2 separate regions of the Homo sapiens genome follow, and region 2 is linked to region 1. Evidence: chromatin contacts called from ENCODE Hi-C or POLR2A ChIA-PET data. All regions are on one chromosome and are shown on one strand. The core of a region is the stretch at or near the end of the contact, and the rest is flanking DNA. Distances in the headings are between cores, read along the strand shown.

What was found. A loop is a pair of places that touch in the nucleus more often than their neighbours do. ChIA-PET counts read pairs that join two places held with the same protein, here RNA polymerase II (POLR2A). Pooled maps may share reads with other maps.
Region 2: a loop to region 1 is called in a map of B cell, with 13 times the contacts of the local background. The contact joins the promoter of SYT7 here to the promoter of FTH1 in region 1. A Hi-C loop is called at or near these places in 2 of 168 maps with a recorded cell type or tissue (B cell and CD4-positive, alpha-beta T cell) and 8 of 50 pooled maps. POLR2A ChIA-PET finds 5 or more read pairs at or near these places in 2 of 52 experiments (MCF 10A and activated T-cell).

Annotation. Positions count from the first base shown.
Region 1 is chr11:61,966,300-61,971,547 of GRCh38, forward strand. FTH1 (ferritin heavy chain 1) reads right to left here and starts at 1,335. Exons shown (of 4, transcript NM_002032.3): 1 at 1,013-1,335. The coding sequence starts at 1,126. It overlaps LOC399900 (a long non-coding RNA gene), which reads left to right and starts at 995. Exons shown (of 1, transcript NR_187560.1): 1 at 995-2,580. RefSeq lists silencers at 862-1,061, 1,332-1,681 and enhancers at 2,202-2,271, 2,392-2,441.
Region 2 is chr11:61,578,699-61,583,878 of GRCh38, forward strand. SYT7 (synaptotagmin 7) reads right to left here and starts at 2,378. Exons shown (of 13, transcript NM_001365809.2): 1 at 2,092-2,378. The coding sequence starts at 2,122. LOC105369331 (a long non-coding RNA gene) reads right to left here. Exons shown (of 5, transcript XR_950166.3): 3 at 4,975-5,054; 4 at 3,898-3,947; 5 at 2,708-3,295. RefSeq lists silencers at 2,399-2,488, 2,509-2,658, 2,669-2,828.

The sequences.
Region 1 (5,248 bases), core at 85-2,584:
CCCATGCAAGGTGGCAAATGTGGACAGTATGTTGATGTAAACATACTTTTATAATAGTTATATCACAAAAATTTGATTTTCAGTTTTAGACATTTGATGTAGTCAAGTGTTTGTGAAAGGCAGTGACAGTCACAGAAATACAGGCCTGTTTTCAAATCCATTTGGAACACATTTATTCTTGGGATAGTTTGGACAATCACAAGGCAATTCTAAGGAAGACTCCCACGACACTGCCTAAGACCAAGATTTGGGAAAACTGATTCCACTGATCACTGAAAAATTTCTTGCCCAGTAACTGTCGGTGGACTTTATCCAAGAACTGGGGGTTCAATTAGTAGGCCAAACTCCACACCTCTTACAGTAAGATACATAAAAGATAAATTAGGTCCCCTAGGCGCAAGGTCAGGTGACACTTCGGTGACTGCAGAAGGGGCGATTCCTAGAGATATGCTTCAAAGCAAGTGGGACTTAGAGATAAGCAGAGCCGAGAGGTGGATACGGCTGCTCGAGAGGGATCTACCCACAAGATAAGCCACCTCCCGCCAGCCCCCAAGGTTTGCTATTCGACACCGTTACCCAGCAGCTCCGCCACACACAGGCGGACGGGAGCTGGATACCTAAGCAAAAAACGCTGGCATTTAGGGCCAAATGCCGGAGGCAGAGGAAAAGATGGGAAAGCAAAACTCCACCTTCCTAACCGCAGGATTGATCACACAGGCTGGCAGTCTTGCAACCCCAGGATTTCAGGACACCAAGGTCTCCTTAAAAAAGAAGGGTGTGCAGAGGCGGCCCTGGCCTAGGAGGGAGCATTCTCAGGGTACAGCCGAGAAGAACCAGCTGCCCCGACTTTCTGCGCCAGAGAAGTCCTCGGAAACCTCGAGCAGCCTCCATTTTCCAGAAGGGCGCAGGGAGGCGGGAGAGCCCGCGGGTGGCCACACCCCCGGCCCGCCCCAGCGCGCGCCCCGGGAACCGCGCCCGGCCCCCGCCACCGCTTAGGCCCGCCCGCGCTCACCATGGACAGGTAAACGTAGGAGGCGTAGAGCTCCAGGTTGATCTGGCGGTTGATGGCGGCCTCTGAGTCCTGGTGGTAGTTCTGGCGCACCTGCGAGGTGGACGCGGTCGTCATGGCGGCGACTAAGGAGAGGCGGCGGCGGCGGCGGTGGCTGCGCGGCGCTGGAGCGGCGGCGGGGGCCTTGGGGCAGTCCGAGGGTGCGGTGAAGAGGTGACGGAGGGCTGGCTATGGGCGGCCGGCCGGGGTGGGGAACGAGCGCCGGGTTCCGTCCAAGCACTGTTGAAGCAGGAAACCCCGACGACTCTCGGCGAAGAACGTCTGGCCCTGCGGGTCGCTTGTGGTCTCTTATAGCCGCGTCGGCGTCAGGCCCGCCCCGGCCAATCAGCGCCGCCCGCCCCGAGCCCGCTCCTTCCGGTGGGCGCGGGACCCCGCCCCTGCTGTGGGGGAGGGGCGGCCGCTGGAGGCCCTCGCGCGCTCTGGCGGAGCTCGGGAGCGGGGACCGGTAGCCGACTGCCTCTGGGACAGCGGTGGCGTCTCTGTGCCCGTTTAGTGGAGTTGGAGGGAAGCTGCGAGGAGGCGCAGGAAGTCCACCTCAGAACCCCCCCCCCGGTCTAGGGGCGCCCGGGCGTTGGAACCGGCGGGGGAAGGGTGCGGGGGCGCATGGGGTGATCCTGATTCGGCTCCCATTTTCCCGAACGGGCACCCTGAGGCTCCTGGCCCGGGGCATGGTGTTAGAAATCATAGCTGCGGAGAAGCCCTTGTGACACCTTGCTGCAGATTGGGAAGCTGCAGATGATTGGGAAGGTGGAAGGTGGAGACGCGGTCCTTAGGTGGTCGAGCGCATTTTCTCTTCCTCAGAGTCCAGGAAGGAGCGCGATGGAGAAGTGGGGCGCACGGCGGGTTTCGGGTCCGCCCCTGCCCTTCCGACTCCTCCGACCACGTCTGCCTTTGGCTGAAAGCAAATATGGCTCCGTGTGCGGTTTCTGCAACAAAGGCTGGGCGGGCCGGGTTTCCCTAGGGATGGGGACCGCCTCCCCGGGGAGTCGTGGGGGTGAGCCACCGGGGCCTCCGAGAGAATCGCTGGTGTCGCTTCGCACCCAAGGGACACATCTCGGGTTAGAAAGGAGAAACGACGTGGATCTAAAGGCGAAGCCCATGCTGAGGACTTTTCAAAATGGCCTCTTATCGGCCCCACTCACAGGAGCTTCAGGCTTCGGTGGCCCTGTAGGACAACCCTGGGGTGTCATTGGAGAGAAGCTGACGGGGTTAATGGCGGGTGACAGGTGAAAGAGACCCCGGAGGGGTGGGGCCGGTGTGTGTGGCTAAGCTGAGTCCCAGGCACAGGGTGGATGTGAATTTATGGGTGGCAGAGCTAGAGCTAGGCCCTGCCCTTACCTAGGTCCTGGCTTCGAGGTCCACTGTTCTGTCGCGTCTTTTGACGCATCGGTGGAAGAACTGAATTTCAGGATGCTCACAAACCTGCAGCTGGAAGCTAGACTTCCAAACCTTAGTTTAAAAAAGCAACTCTACTGAAATACTAAAATAAATTGCCGACGGAATTAGGGTGATTTCTTGTTCACGGTTTCATTTAAAAATGCACCTATGTTATTTACAGGAAAAACGTTTTAGTGGTGCTAGAGCTACAAGAATAAGGTAAACAGAAGGATGCTGCTAGACCAGGAGTACCTTACCCAGTCTGGGATAGGAGGAGGTCGGGGAAGCCCTCCCTAAGCAAGACACGTGAGCTGAGTTTGAAGAAAAAGTTAAAAGGAAGGTGAAGTGCGGGAGAGAAACAGGGAAGGGAATTTGGAGCAGAGTGAACAGCATATGCAAAGGTGTGGAAATGTGGAAATGCATGGCCTGTTAAAGCTGCCTTAAGAAAATATGTTGCCTGGGGCTGGGCGCGGTGGCTCATGCCTGTAATCCCAGCATTTTGGGAGGCCGAGGCGGGCGGATCACTTGAGGTCGGAGTTGGAGATCAGCCTGGCTAACTAACATGGCTAAACCCTTCTCTACTGAAAATACAAAAATTAGCCGGGCGTGGTGGCATGCGCCTGTAATCCTAGCTATTCTGGAGGCTGAGGCAGGAGAATCGCTTGAACCTGGGAGGCGGAGGTTGCAGTGAGCCGAGATCGCGCCTTTGCACTCCAGCCTGGAAGACAAAACAAAACTCCGTCTCAAAAAAAAAAAAAAAAAAGAAAGAAAGAAAGAATGTTGGCCTGGAAAGTACAGTTTATGTTGGGGGATGCTGGTTAGGGTGGAGAATAGGGGCAAGATCGGGCAGGGTTGTGTTCCATAAAAAGAGGTTAAACTTGATCCTAGAGACAGCATAGAGACACCTCATTAGCTTTGTTTTTAGAAACCTTACACTGGGAATCTCTTAGGATAAGAGTATAGCAAAGTCACCATATATAGGATCCAAAGCTTTCCTTTATAACAGTAACCACCAGTTAGAAAATATGGGGAAAAAAGAATGGAAAAAAAAATGTTTTTCACTTACATTGACAACAAAAGCTTAAAGTACCTTGGAATAAAGTTAACAAGAAATATATAGAAAAAACTATAAATGCTTACTGCTGGACAAAAAATTCAAAAAGCCTAGCATAAATGAAGAGGTACCATATTCCCAAATGGTCGGTCAATCTTCATTCTGTAAAGATGTCAGTTTCCCCAAATAAGCATAAATTCACTGCAATTTCCATAAGAGGCAGTTTTTTGTTTTTGTTTTTCCTCAGCCATTACTGTCTCTGGGACAGTATTTTTTTTTTTTTTGAAACTTCACAAAATGATTCTAAAGTTCATTTGGAGGAGTCAGTGTGTTGATAGATTTGCATTTGGTGCTATAATAAAGGTACAGTAAAGTGCTATAAGCAGTATGGTACTGGCACAGGAAGAGATGACTAGATTAATGCAACAAAATAGTCCTGCCCCCCTATTATGAGAACTTGGTATATGCTAAACTGTTGTGTCACATTAGGGAAGAAAGAATGGGTTTAACAAATTATGTTGAAACAATTGACAGTCATGTGGAGAAAAGTGACTCACTCAGTATTTAAAAATACATTCCAGATAGATTAAAAATCCAAGCCTTAAAAAAAGTATAAAGTTTTGAGAAGAATATATACAAGATTATTTTTATAATTTTGGGGTAGGGAATGTTCTTCTGAGGCTGTCAGAAGCCGTAAAAGTACAGTTGGCAGGTTTGCCTATTTAAAAATGAAAAGCTGTAAGACAAAAGATGTTGTAAACAAGGTTAAAACAGAGATGACAAATTGGGATGATATTTGTAGCTCATGTAAGTGATGAAGATTAGGAACTATAATATATATTTGTATGTTTAATGAAGTACTATGTATGTGTCACACCTTTTTTTTTGAGATGGAGTTTTGCCCTTGTTGCCCAGGCTGGAGTGCAGTGGCTTGATCTCGGCTCACTGCAACCTCCACCTCCCGGGTTCAAGAGATCCTCCTGCCACAGCCTCCCAAGTAGCTGGGACTACAGGTGCCTACCACCACACCTGGCTGATTTTTGTGTTTTTAATAGAGACGGGGTTTCACCATGTTGGCCAGGCTGGTCTCGAACTCCTGACCTCAAGTGATCCACCTGCCTCGGCCTCCCAAAGTGCTGGGATTACAGGCATGACCCACCGCACCTGGCCTTATGAGACCCTTTTGATTGCCTGCGCTGGTGCTGTAGATGGTAAGCTCCTGGAAGGCAGGCATTGTTTCTGTCTTGTCTCTGCACTCCCAGCTTTTTGCAAATTGCTTGTTACTTGGTGCCCAGTATCTGTTGCATGAACAGATGGATTCATGATTGAATGTGGAGGATGGATGAGAGTGAGGCTAGAGGGCTGGGCACCAGTCAGGAGGCAGCAGCCTTAGTTATTAGTGAGCAGAGAAGATAGAACACAGATTTGACAGATCTGGAGAAGATCAAATGAACAGACTGATTGGCGAAAGTCGGGGGCCAGGGGTGGGCAGTGTGTAAGAGATCTCTCAGCTTTATGATTTGGTAGGCCTGGCTGCTGCTGCCATTCCCTGAGCCAAGGAGCACAGGAGGAAATGAAGGTTTCGGGGAAAGCCCTTGGGGAAGGCCTGCTTGGTTTTGGACTAGATGTGCTGAGTTTCCAGGCTTCCGGGATGTCCAGGGGGACAAAGCCAGCATGAAGCTCTCGGACCCACTGGAGGGAAGTCGGTCTGCTGCAGGGAGTAGGTTTCCTGAATCAGTGTTGGCTCC
Region 2 (5,180 bases), core at 1,128-3,627, 390 kb before region 1:
CTCAAGGACCCCAGATGACTAGGCTCAAAGGCAGACTGTGCCCTCTCCAGCCTATGTCTGACCCCACCCAGCCCAATGCCCACACCGGAGAGGAGTCAGCCTCAGGCCAGCCCCTTTCCCAGTCACAGCTGCCCTACCACAGGCACTGGTGGGTCCCGCAGCTGCAACTGGGGTGGGCAAGACAGGTCCCAACTGCAGCCAGAGAGGCCCATTCAAGGAGGGGGTGAGGGAAGAGTTGAGGGCTGCCAGCACACCAGGGATGGTACTGGACTCCAGACCCTTTGCCTAGAAGATGCCAAGCACGTCAAGCTGGCCTCCGTGGTGAGGGCAGAGGTGCTTGGAGGAGTGGTGATGTCATGGTGCCCAGGCATGGGAGGAAAGAGGAGGGAGGGAGAGGGGAGAGGGCACAGCCCCAGGCCAGTGGCCTAACAGGCCAGAGGGGAGGCTGCCAGCCTGGTGGGCGAGGGGATGGATAGTGTCCTTATTTCTTCCCTACCTTCCATCCTCATACCCCAGAGCTGGCTTCTGAACTAAGCTACTGGCTTCTAAGAAGGTGAGCAGAGCAAGAGAATACTCCTGCCACGGGCCATGGGCTGGAAGCCGGCGGCCTCTTCGACGAAGATGCCAGGGTAGGTGACCTAGGTCCAGACAGATGAGGGGAGGGCTCTCCACAGGCAATGCCCCTTCAGCCCTCACCTAGAGGACATTCAGAGAAGGGCGCAAGGTTCCAGAGAAGGAGACTGAATCTCTCACCCTCATATCCAAGTGCTGAGTGAGGGCAGTGCCTGGCGCCCAGTGGGTCGTCCTCAATATCGACTGGACTGAAAAGAATCGATGGGGGGTGGGAGCCGATTCCTCAGGAGGCAGGGACAGGCTGAGGCTGCCCCTAGAGGGGAAAGAGCAAATGTGGGGCTAGGGCAACAGTGGGCAAAGCCAGCACCCACTGGACTGCCTTCAGGAGCCTCAGGGCTGCAGGCTCCTTCTGTGCAGGGTCTTAGAGCCCTTCCTTCCCTACAGCACCGCCGCCCCCAGGAGGCTGGCAGGAGGGAGCCTGGAGGCTCTTCGTTTGGGAGCACATCCTGGGCTGGGGAGTCGTGCTTTTAGCATCAGAGAGAAGCCCAGAAACAGACCCTGATGCCAGAACTGGCAGACTGGGGGTGCTGGGACTGGGTGGAGCACCCCAGGTGGGAGCGGGGATGGAGCCTGGGCAGGAGCTGCAGGGGACCTGCCTACAGGTGGGCACTGGGTGAGGAGGCATCAGGAGCCAAGGAGGAAATGGCAGAGCAATTTCCGAGGAAGACGGGAAGATTCTTCGGCTTTGGCTTAGAGGATACCAAGCAGACAGTGGGCTCCCAGGCCACTCCCCTGGCGGGCGAAGCAGAAGGCAAAGGAGTTCGGCCCTCCCCCACCCCAGGACGGGAGAGAGTTTGGGGTTGTTTGCTTCCCCCTCCCCAAACCTAGGAGAACATTCTCTTGGCACCCCCATTCTCATGAGCCCCTGCTCTCTTTCCCTTCAGGCACCCCCGTCTCACCCATCAACGCCCCTGCAGTTCCCCACCCCCCAGAACCTCCCTGCCCAGCTGCCGCACCAGATTCCCACTTGCCCCCTGGCACCCTCTCAATTCACAGTTGGCACTGCGATGCCACTCCGCTCCCCTGTGCCCGCAACCTTGGCCAAGAGCTGCCGGGATCCTCGCCCTGGGGTCCGCCAGCGCTGGCACCCCCGGGGCACCGGTGCTGGGGAGCCTCGGGTGCCTCTGAGGGCACTGCCCGGCTCCCACAGGGGCAGCGGCTCCTCGCTCCGCCACACACGTTGTCCTTGGGCTGTTGAGGGGTGGGGGAGAGGTCCTTGTGGGGACACTGCGAAGCCGGTCCCAGACATCCAGCCTGGCAGTGTCCAGACTGCGGGGGACCGGGGTCCGAGCCGCTGCCGCTCGATCCCGCGCCCCCGGGGCTGGGATGACCCCTGGGGGAGCCCGTGCGGCTCCGGGCGGACAACAGCCCCAGGCTGGGGCTCCGAGACGGCGTCCGGCGCTGCCGCTGTCCTGCCCGCCGGTGCGGGGCGCCCCAGCCCGCCGGGGCCGCGCTTACCTGGGCTGGCCGCCTCCGGGTCCCGGTACATGGTCCCCTCGTCGCCGGTTCCCTCCGGGCTCCTCAGAGCCGCCCGCGGCCGCGCGCTGCTCCGCCGCCGCCGCTGGGCATGGGGCCGGGCGACCCCCGGGGGCGGGTCCGAGGGCGGGGGCCGAGCGGGCTGCACCTAGCCGCGGAGCCGGGGAGCGGGGGCCGCCCGCCAGCCCTCCCGCCCGCCCGCGGAGCACGCTGCCGCCGCCGCCGAACAGCGCCGAGCCGCCTCCCTCCGGCCTGCGCGCCGCGTGTGCGCGCCGGAGCGTGTGTGTGTGTACGAGGCCGTGTGTATGTGTGTGTGTGAGCGCGTGTGTGAGCGCGCCCGGGGCACCGCCGGCGCCGCCCGCCAGCCGCCGAACGCCGCGGCCACAGCCACCGCCTGCGCCCGCTGCCGGCCGCGCGCCGCACTGCACCCGCGCCCGCCGCCGCCCGAAGCCGCCCCGAGGGCACGGCCGCCGCCCCGCGCCCCGCCCGCCTCGCAGTCCCCGCGGGGAGGGCCGCCGAGCCCCACGGCCGGGCTCGTCCGGCCAGGGGATCCGGCTCCGCTGCGCGACCCACCCCCAGCCCGTGCTCCCCCGATGGCCGCGGCCTGGCACCGGGCAGGGCCGCAGAGCCGGCCACCTCCTCCGAGGTGCCCTTTGGCTCCGATCCAAAAGGCGTGGAGATCCACTCCGGGTTTTCCGCTTGCTGGCGGCTCGAGGGCGTCAGCTCCGGACTCAACACCGCGGCGGTCCGGGGCAGACGGACTGGTGTGTGCAAAAACCAGGAGTGGAATTTTTGGCAGCGCTGAGCCTGGGTCCGCCAGTCCGGTCTTTCTGCAAGCTCGCACACAGGTGGAGCCGAAAGGGCTAAGATCCCTGCCCTCGGTAGGAGGTTTGGCCTAGTGACCCTCCTCACCTAACCCAGCCCCACGAAAGAAGAAAATAGACTTTTCAGCCTCTGGCTATCCCTCTATAGCAGCAGCTCCTCCTCTGATCCTCCCCTCTATTCCTTGACCCTAGCACTTCGGAGGGTAGGAAGGAAATCCCTCCTTCTCCTTCCAACCCTGGACCTCTCTTGGTCCCCTCTGCCTCTCTGCCGGCTCAGCACAGTCTAAATCAGGTGAACACTCATTTCTCTACAGAATTTGGATGATTTGATTCTGGGGCAGGGAGGAGAAGAGACCTGTCTCCTAAGGATAAGAAAAACCCAGAAATGAACCATTAGTGGTATGGTAGGCACAGAGACCTCCCTGCACACACCTACACACGTAATCACCTACATACACACACACACACACACACACAGACATGATGCCCCCCACACACACACCCACACAGACATGCTGCCCACACAAAGAGACACATACACTGACGCTCCCCACAATACAGGTGCTGCCCCTACCCTTCACTGATGGGTCAGGTAAGAGGGCAAAATCCCTGGGTCTGTGGCAGCATCCTGCCCTCCCCTGTGCTGAGAATGCAGTTTGCAGGTGAGCCAGGCTTCCTAGAGTCAAGGATTATTATTTCCACCCTGAGAAATCCACTTTTGCTGGCTTTATACTGCACTACTCATGCCCAGCCACACCTCCACCTGCCCACAGTGTGGAAGGCAGCCAGGAACAACCCTCTATCTCAAGTCTCCCCGACACACACACAAACAGACCCCATCCCCTTGAAATCACATGGAGGCTATCCCCAACAACCACCACACACACACATACACACATACACATTCACCTCCACCTACAGCTTTTCCGGTTGAGAAAAAGATAAGGAAGTTCCCCCAGCAAACCTCCATGAAGACTGTTCCAGTGGAGAGCAGATTTCCTGGGAATGAATGTTCTACATAAAAATGGAAGGAAAAAAGGCATCGTAGGTTAAGGCCACAATTCCTCAGTGGCCAGAAATCTCAGCCCTCACCCTCTGGGGAAGGGCCATCCTATTCCATACACCTCACAGCTGTCTTCCCCCCACTCACCCAAGTACAGCCAAGAACCCAGGAGTTATCTACACTCTGCTTTGGGACCTGGCAAACCCCAGAAAGCTAAGCCAACAGGCTGGGACTGCAAGGTCTGCAACCTTGGCTCATTCCCCCACCCACCCCAGCTGCCTCTCTCATTACCCTAGTAAAGAGTAAACAGGGGCTGGGTATGGTAGCTCACACCTGTAAGCCCAGCACTTTGGGATGACGGGGCGGGAAGATCACTTGAGCCCAGGAGTTGAGACCAGCCTGAGCAACATGGTGAGACCCCATATCTACAAAGAAAAAAAAAATTAGCCCAGTGTAGTGGTGCGCCCCTGGGGTCTCAGCTACTCGGGAGGCTGCGACGGGAGGATGGCTTAAACCCAGTAGTTTGAGGCTGCAGTGAGCCATGATTGCACCACTGCCCTCCAACCCGGGCAACAGAGTGAGCCCGGTCTCAAAAAAAAAAAGAGCAAATAGGGCACCCCTCACCCTCCCACAACAGATGGGCACACAGACAGGTTCCCTGCTGAGGAATCTCCCCACTCCAGATCCCTCCACCCATCAATCTGAAAGTCCAGAGAGGGAGAGCAGAATTCCTCATCACCACCACTCAACAGGTCTTTACTAAGCATCTAAAGTTTTTCAGAGTTGACAGAGAGGACATCTGAGAGATGCCCCAGGCTGCCCCTTGCAAGTGTCAGGTGATGAAGGCAAGGCCTCTAGAAGAGAAGGAACTGACCCAGGGAGCTAAAGGCCCCGGAGCCAGCACCCTGGGGAGCTGGTGAGAGAACCTGGAGTAAGAATCACTCTGGTTGAGACTCCCAGCCCTTTGCTAACCACTGTGGGATTCATGAGGAGACCCAGTGCTTGCTCCCATCTGAGGGCTTATAGCCTGTTTCTTACAAGAATACGAAGCCCAGTCTCATCCTCTCCTCACGGGCATTAGACGGTCCTTGTTCCAGGATGTCAGAGCTGGACAGCTCCTCAGACACACAAGAGAAACGCCATGAGATATAGTTGTGCAAACTGCGGCTCTGGGGCATTGGGAATCTTGGGTAGTTTTTAAATTCCTGCCTGCAGCATTGACACAGAAAAAGCTTTGAAGACAC